2 separate regions of the Homo sapiens genome follow, and region 1 is linked to region 2. The links are chromatin contacts, found by Hi-C in ENCODE. All regions are on one chromosome and are shown on one strand. The core of a region is the stretch at or near the end of the contact, and the rest is flanking DNA. Distances in the headings are between cores, read along the strand shown. Region 1 holds the start of SMIM10L2A (small integral membrane protein 10 like 2A). Region 2 has its middle 13 kb from the start of SMIM10.

The links. Hi-C counts contacts between places; a loop is a spot of excess contacts on that map. Pooled maps may share reads with other maps.
Region 1: a pooled map shows a loop between it and region 2 (11-fold over the local background). The contact joins the promoter of SMIM10L2A here to the enhancer-like site in region 2. A Hi-C loop is called at or near these places in 8 of 50 pooled maps.

Annotation. Positions count from the first base shown.
Region 1 is chrX:135,420,153-135,423,394 of GRCh38, reverse strand. SMIM10L2A (small integral membrane protein 10 like 2A) reads right to left here and starts at 1,451. Exons shown (of 2, transcript NM_203306.3): 1 at 665-1,451. The coding sequence starts at 1,263. The coding sequence ends at 1,027. RefSeq lists a silencer at 1,161-1,390.
Region 2 is chrX:135,002,422-135,005,949 of GRCh38, reverse strand. No RefSeq gene overlaps it. Among named protein-coding and RNA genes, the nearest start is that of SMIM10, 13 kb to the right of the region's middle. RefSeq lists enhancers at 859-1,367, 1,368-1,878 and a silencer at 1,786-1,845. Within about 2 kb of position 1,754, at least 5 of the 41 ENCODE cell types and tissues checked have a DNase peak (open chromatin) inside an H3K27ac peak, as active enhancers do.

The DNA of each region.
Region 1 (3,242 bases), core at 202-2,701, 420 kb before region 2:
GCTAGGGGCCTTAGGGAGCATGGGCTGACATGGCAGAAGAGCAAGACTAGGGGAGGGGACGGTAGGAATGCGTCTCTCCCACTCTTCCCTGTCTCCAAATGCAGAGCTTGGGGGGTGCCCTCATGTAGGGGTAGGGGAACATAAGGGACAGCAGGAGCAGGCAGAGACCAGTCCTCTGGCCCCAAAGACAGGGCAGGAGGCAGTTTTGCCAAGGGCTGTGCAGGAGCTGCAGAGAGACCCAGGGCTGAGGGCTGAGAACAGATATGGGGCTCAACCTAGAAGAGAACCGTCCTCCCTATGCCCACCGACTGGTGGGGAAGAGAAGGGTGGGGGCATCGTTGCTCCTCTAGGGCCTTCCGGGGCCGCCCCCAGCCCATTACCCTCCATTCCTCAGGGTTCAGGGGACACCCTGGGGGCCTCTGCAGAAAGGGAGGCAGGCACTGGGGCGTGGGCGGGAGGGGGCCGCCCCTCACCCTATCCTGCAATCATGACTGGGGAGGAGGGGAGAGCCTGCGGCTGCCTTTCCTTTCCCCACCTGGGCTCCACAGCTCTTCTGGCTGGTTTGCCCCGGTGCCTTCCATACTTCCCCCTGACCGCCAACACGCCCTGACATCTGAAGGGCAGAGCCACCGCCCCTCTCCCATTCCAACCTGTCGCCTCCTACCTTTCTGCTCCGGGCCTGGAAAGTCAAGTCGCCGCAGCAGAATTCCCTCCTTCTGGTTTCCCCCTCTTTGGCCAATATGAGGCAACAGGTCGGCCGAGCCCAGGTAGTTTCTGGAGCCCGATGGCAGGGGCCCATTCAGTGCGTTTCTGCGCGATCCAGGGCCCCCGGGCTGAGACCGCAGCCGGGGCCAGGGCTGGGCCGTCGTGCCCTGGCGGCGTAGGTCTAGAGTCCAGGGGTCCGAGCCGCCCCGCCTCCGCCCCCCGCCGCGGCCCAGCTTTCCTTCATGCCGGCGACCCGGCCGGGGGCGGGCGGGGACACGGGCGCCCCTTCAGCCGGGCCTTCGCCGCCGCCGCCGCCGGCGCTCACTCGATCCGCACCTGCAGGCGGACGTTAAGCATCACCGAGGCCACGATGTAGAAGTAGGGGAAGTTCATGCGCAGCCGCCAGGCCAGGTCGAAGAAGGTGAGCAGCGTGCGCGTGAGCCCCTTGCAGAAGGCGCCGTACGAGCCTCGGGCCGCAGCTGAGCGCGACAGCCGCACCGCCAGGCCAGACAGGGCCGCCGCAGCCGCCGCTGCAGACAGAGCCGCCGACGCCGCCATGGGCCCGGGCCCCGCGCAGGCCCCGCCGACCGACTGACCCGCTCGAGCGCGAGCCTCAGGGCGGTGGGACCCGAGCACTAGTGCACCCAGCGGGTCGCCCAGAGCCGCGGCCGCCCCGCCCCCGTGTTCCCAAGGCCGAGCGGGGCTCAGGCGGCCGCTGCCTCGGCCCCACCTCCACGATCCCGCACACGCCGCCCCCTCCACACCTCCTCACTGCGGGGGGCCACCCCCCCGAACCCCCACCCCGAACCCCCCCAGGCCAGCATAGGTCCGCCGCTGGCTTAGCCACGCCCCCAACCGGGAGCCGCAGAGAGGCCGTCAGCGCTGCGACCCCGCCTGCTCGACGTGCCCCGCAGGCTCAGCTCCGCCCACTGCCCCGTCCCGCCCACACAGCCCCGCCTCTTTCCGGGCGCCTCCGGAGGCTGGAGTGGATTGAAGGGCGGAGCTGCCAGGGATCGCTTTGAGACCATTTCCCAGGGTGGAGCGGCAGTGGAGGAGGACAATCTGGGCCGCTACGCTGATTCTGTATAGAAAGCACGTGCAGAAGCCTCTGCCTGTTCATATCACCTCCCTTCTCCCACGGTCTCCCCTGAAAACTGGCCAGCCAAGCCATTATATCTTTCTTTAATTCGCATGGTGCAGTAACTGCGCTACAGAGTGCCATCAAGCCCACATGCGTGCATTTTTCCCTTTCTGGTATATTTGCTGGTCACGTATATCTCTTTATTGGCGAATTTCCCCATTGTCCTTCCCTTTCTAAGCACTCTTCTTAATCCATTGTTTGCCATGGTGGTTGCACAAGGTCGTCTTGGGTTTTCATTTGCTCTTGTTTATGGCCTTTTTGTTTGTTTGTTGCCAGTGTGCTTAAAAGCCCTTTCGTGGTTTCATTCAATCTTTATTAAACGTAAACCAGTCAAAACCCAGTAGCGTTTTTTCAGACTGTTTTAATGATGTGGGGAAATGCTCTCACTTCGTTATGGTCATGACTTTTGAAAAACTGTCGGCAAGAAAGAAGTAGGTTCACCCAACCCCATCCCAGTTTTCACAACAAAGGTTGACGTGGGTATTTAAGAACTCTCAAAATACCTGTTCACCGTCACGCCTGATCATCTCTATGGTATCCCACGTAACTGAGGAACGCAGCGGATCCATTTACACTGATTGAGCAATTGTCCTACCTACATGATCAAGAAAAAAAAAATCCAGTTCCAGAATCACTGGATTCTGGTTATTGTGTGGACATCACGATTTTATCAACAACGCAACACATCCATGCATGGGTATACATGCATCAAAAAAAAAAATGCCAGGGCAGGAGGCTGGGCGTGGTTTTTCTTTTCTTTCTTTTTCTCTTTTCTATTCTTTTTTTTCTTTTTTTTTCTTTTCTTTTTTTTTTTTTTTGAGACTAAGTCTCACTCTGTCTTCCACGCTGATGATCTCAGCTCACTGCTGTCTCTGCCTCCCAGGTTCAAGCGATTCTCTTGCCTCAGCCTCCTAAGTAGCTGGGACTACAGGCACGCGACACCACGCCTGGCTAATTTTTGTATTTTTAGTATTTTTAATAGAGATAGGGTTCACCATGTTGGCCAAGCTGATCTGGAACTCCTGATCTCAGGTTATCCGCTTACCTCGGCCTCCCAAATTGCTGGGATTATAGGCGTGCAATCTCGGCATTTTGGGAAGCCAAGATGGGAGGATCACTTAAGGCTGGGCCTGTTTACCAAGGTCCTCGTCTCTACAAAAAAAAATAAAATATATTAGTGGGGTGTGGTAGCATATGCCTGTAGTCCCAGCTACACAGGAGGCTGAAGTGGGAGGATCGCTTGAGCCCAGGAGTTCAATGTTACTGTAAGCTATGATCCTGCCACTGTACGATGGAGTGAGACTGCCTCTACTACAAAAAAGAAAAAGCCAGGGCAGATATATCAAATTGCTCTATATTGTTCTGGTTAAGACAATAGGGAGACTTAAACTTTTTA
Region 2 (3,528 bases), core at 505-3,004:
TCAGCCTCCCAAAGTGCTGAGATTACAGGTGTGAGCCACTGCCACTCAGCCCAGATAAGGCTTTCGATGCCCAGTTGCACTGGCCCCCAGATAGTGGAGGGTCATTGGCCAAGTACATGTCATCTTCCCTCATTTTTTCATTATACAAGGGAATGTGTGAGTTAAGATGACCATTGTCTCAGAAAGCCAGGGACACACTGAGACAGGAATTGCTGCTGCTGGAGGTTCCCTGAGCTATCACCATCCATAGACTAGGGAGTATATAAGGCTGGTTCACCCTGCCATCCTAACTCCCCAGAGAAACTGTAAGTGACGATGAGGAGCCTGGATGGAGAGGGGCAATGTCTGGGGAAAGAGACATTATATGAGGGCAAGATGCGGTAAATGCCCTCAAGGAAGAAATAGGACCTACAGGGTAAGAAACTAAAGAAAAATTTGGTGAGATTTGGGGGATGCTTCTCACATGTATTTTTAACTGAGGATTAGTAATATAATAAAATAAATAAATAGCAAAATCACAAACCCATCAAGTTCCCTATTGTAATAGCTACAATTAGCCCAGTTACTACCTCTGACAGACCCTGTGCTGAGCATTAGTCTGTATCATCTTTCTTCATGCTTATAGTAATCTGGGCAGCCAGGCCCTATATGTATGTCTCAGAGAAGTCAAGTCACTTGCTCAAGGACATACTGTTAGTAATTTGCTGAGGCAGGATTAAAACCCAGGCATGTGTGATTCTATACCTTGTTTGATCTTAACCCCACAGCACCCTAGAATGGACAAGGGCTGGTACACAGATATTCATTAAAGAAAATTTGAAAACAGAGATTATTAGAAAAAAATAGCATTATTCTTACCATATAAACTGAAACAGTTTATATCTTGTTTTATTGTCATCTAGTCCTTCTTTTCCATATATATTTATAACTCTATTGTGTTTGCAATTTATTTTCCATTGCTTTGACTTAATTTATGTGCATTACCTTATTGCTTCATTTTTTGTAACCTGTGTTTTCATGTTTTTTTTTAAACAACTGTGTTCTTTTTTATTACAAAACTGTTCTCTATCTTATTGCAAAGGACTTGTCAATTCATAATGGCACAAAGGAGAGAATAACAAGTGAACTATACAGAAAGTGACTCACCAGAGATAATTACTTCAATTTTTTCTTTTAATTGCAAAGACACAATGAGCAGAGGAGTAAGCAGCAGTTATTCCAGTCGGAGTTGGGTGCATCTGTGGAAAGTGCCAAACGGACCTGTTTCTCCCTCAGAGAACATTTCTTCCCCTTCCTGTTGTGTGCCCCCTTCTGCCTCCCGGTTTCTGCATAAGACAGGTGGGCTTAGAATTGTCACTGTAGTCTGGGGTAGAGTGGATTCTAGGCAGCTGGGGGCAGCCGTAGGGCATTGTCCTCCTAAAGGCTGTGTCAGAGGGTGGAGGCAAAGAAAAATGTCCTTTTTGTCCCGATTTGGACCCTATTTCAGGTCAGTGGGTATGATTTTGCCATTTGCTTTTAGTCTTTCACCAACGTCACAAAATTACATTACCACTCCGATCTTTATATTTCTAAGCATCACCGGAAATGCATGGTTGTGGAGGCGTGTCCATGGGGCGGAATGTGGGCCTGTCCATGGGGCGGAATGTGGGCTTGGCCATGGGCGTGGCCTGAGTGCTTGCGCGGGCTCCGCCCCCAAAGCCCGATGGTCACTAGTGCGCAAGCTCAGAACGGGGCCGGGCCGCGGCTGTGAGAACGTGGGGGAGGGCTTAACTCTCTTCAGGAGGCGGGGTCTGAATCAGAAAGGTGGGGCCAAGATTTCCCAAGGCAGGCGCGGGCGAGGGGCGGTGCGCGGGGGAAGATCCCAGGACAGTTTGCGGTGTGAGGGGAGATTGCGCCCGCTGCCCAAAGAGAGCAGAGGACACGTGTTCTGGAAGGTGATGCGGCCTCCTACCGTACTCCTCCCCTCACCTAACTCATCAGCTGTAGCGTGTCCCTTTACTGACTCTCGGCTGTGGACGCCACTGGAGTGAGGTTCTGTGAACACATTTTCCTCCTTCATGCATCTCTCAGCCAGATTATTGGCTCCCTGGCCGCAGATGTGGTTACTTTGAAACATTAATAGGAAAGCCCCAAATATTAGCAAACATCCAGAGCAGCACATTCAAAGAGTAATGCACCATGAACAGTTAATAGAAGGTGGGTTAAATGTTCAGAAATCTATTAATTTGCTATATTAGGACACTAAATGAAAATAATTATAGGACATCTTCAGAGATGCTGAAAATATAAAAATAGGAGGGATTGTATTATTTTACCAGAAACATTTGCTTTTAGTGTTTTACCAACACCACAAAATTGAATTGCCACTCTGATCATTACATTACTTTCTTTAACATCATAATCACATATATGCACATAATACACCATTTACTTAGGGCAGTCAGTTTTAATGACACTTCTGTTTCTTTCATGAATCATGTGTTTTTATGAGATACTGCTGTGTGTCAACCCCCCTTGGATGCCCAAAACAGCTCAGCCCAAAGAAGATGCGGTTCGAATTTAAAATACATAATTTAATCATGGGTTTAGAGTTAGGATTTTAAGTAAAACTCTTACTAATTTTTATATACATACATACTACATATATACATACATACTACATACTACATATATATACATATAATATTGGAACATTTAAGAGAAGCTTAGTTTCACTGTTACCGGTTTACTTTTTTATTTTTTGAGATGGAGTCTCGCTCTATTGTGCAGGCTGGAGTGTAGTGGCGCGATCTTGGCTCACTGCAACCTCTGCCTCCCAGGTTCAGTCAGTCCTCCTGTCTCAGCCTCCCAAGTAGCTGGGATTACAGGCACATGCCACCATGCCTGGCTAATTTTTTAATTTTTAGTAGAGGCGAGGTTTTGCCATGTTCGCCAGGCTGGTGTTGAACTCCTGACCTCAGGTGATCCTCCCGCCTTGGCCTCCCAAAGTGCTGGGATTGCAGGCATGAGGCACTGCACCCAGCCTGCTTTTTTAAATAAATAGAATGATTTAATAATCATGATGGATTTATCAAGACTTATATTTTTCATCTCCCAAGTCTACACTTCCTCTGTCTTCCCCATCTTGGTAAATGGCAACTCTTTCCTTTCTGTTGCTCAAGCTAAAGGCCTTGCTGTCATCCTTGAATCCTCTGTTTCTTTCATGCCCCACATTAACTCAAGTCTACCTTCAACATACAACCAGAATCTGACCACTTCCTGGCACCTCCACTGTTATGACCTCTGTCCAAAACACCTTTACACCTCTCCTGGATTATTCTAATAGCCTCTTAACTAGCCTATCTAATTCTTCACTTTCTTGATAATGGCCAGTTCTTGTAAATATCTTTTGTTGAACATATGTACATGTTTCCATTGGGTAAAGAACTTGGAATTACATTGTTGCATCACGGGGGATGCTTATGTTTAACTTTACTAGATAATGCCAAACACGTTTCTCATTTGGTTGGACCAATTTACATTCTCACC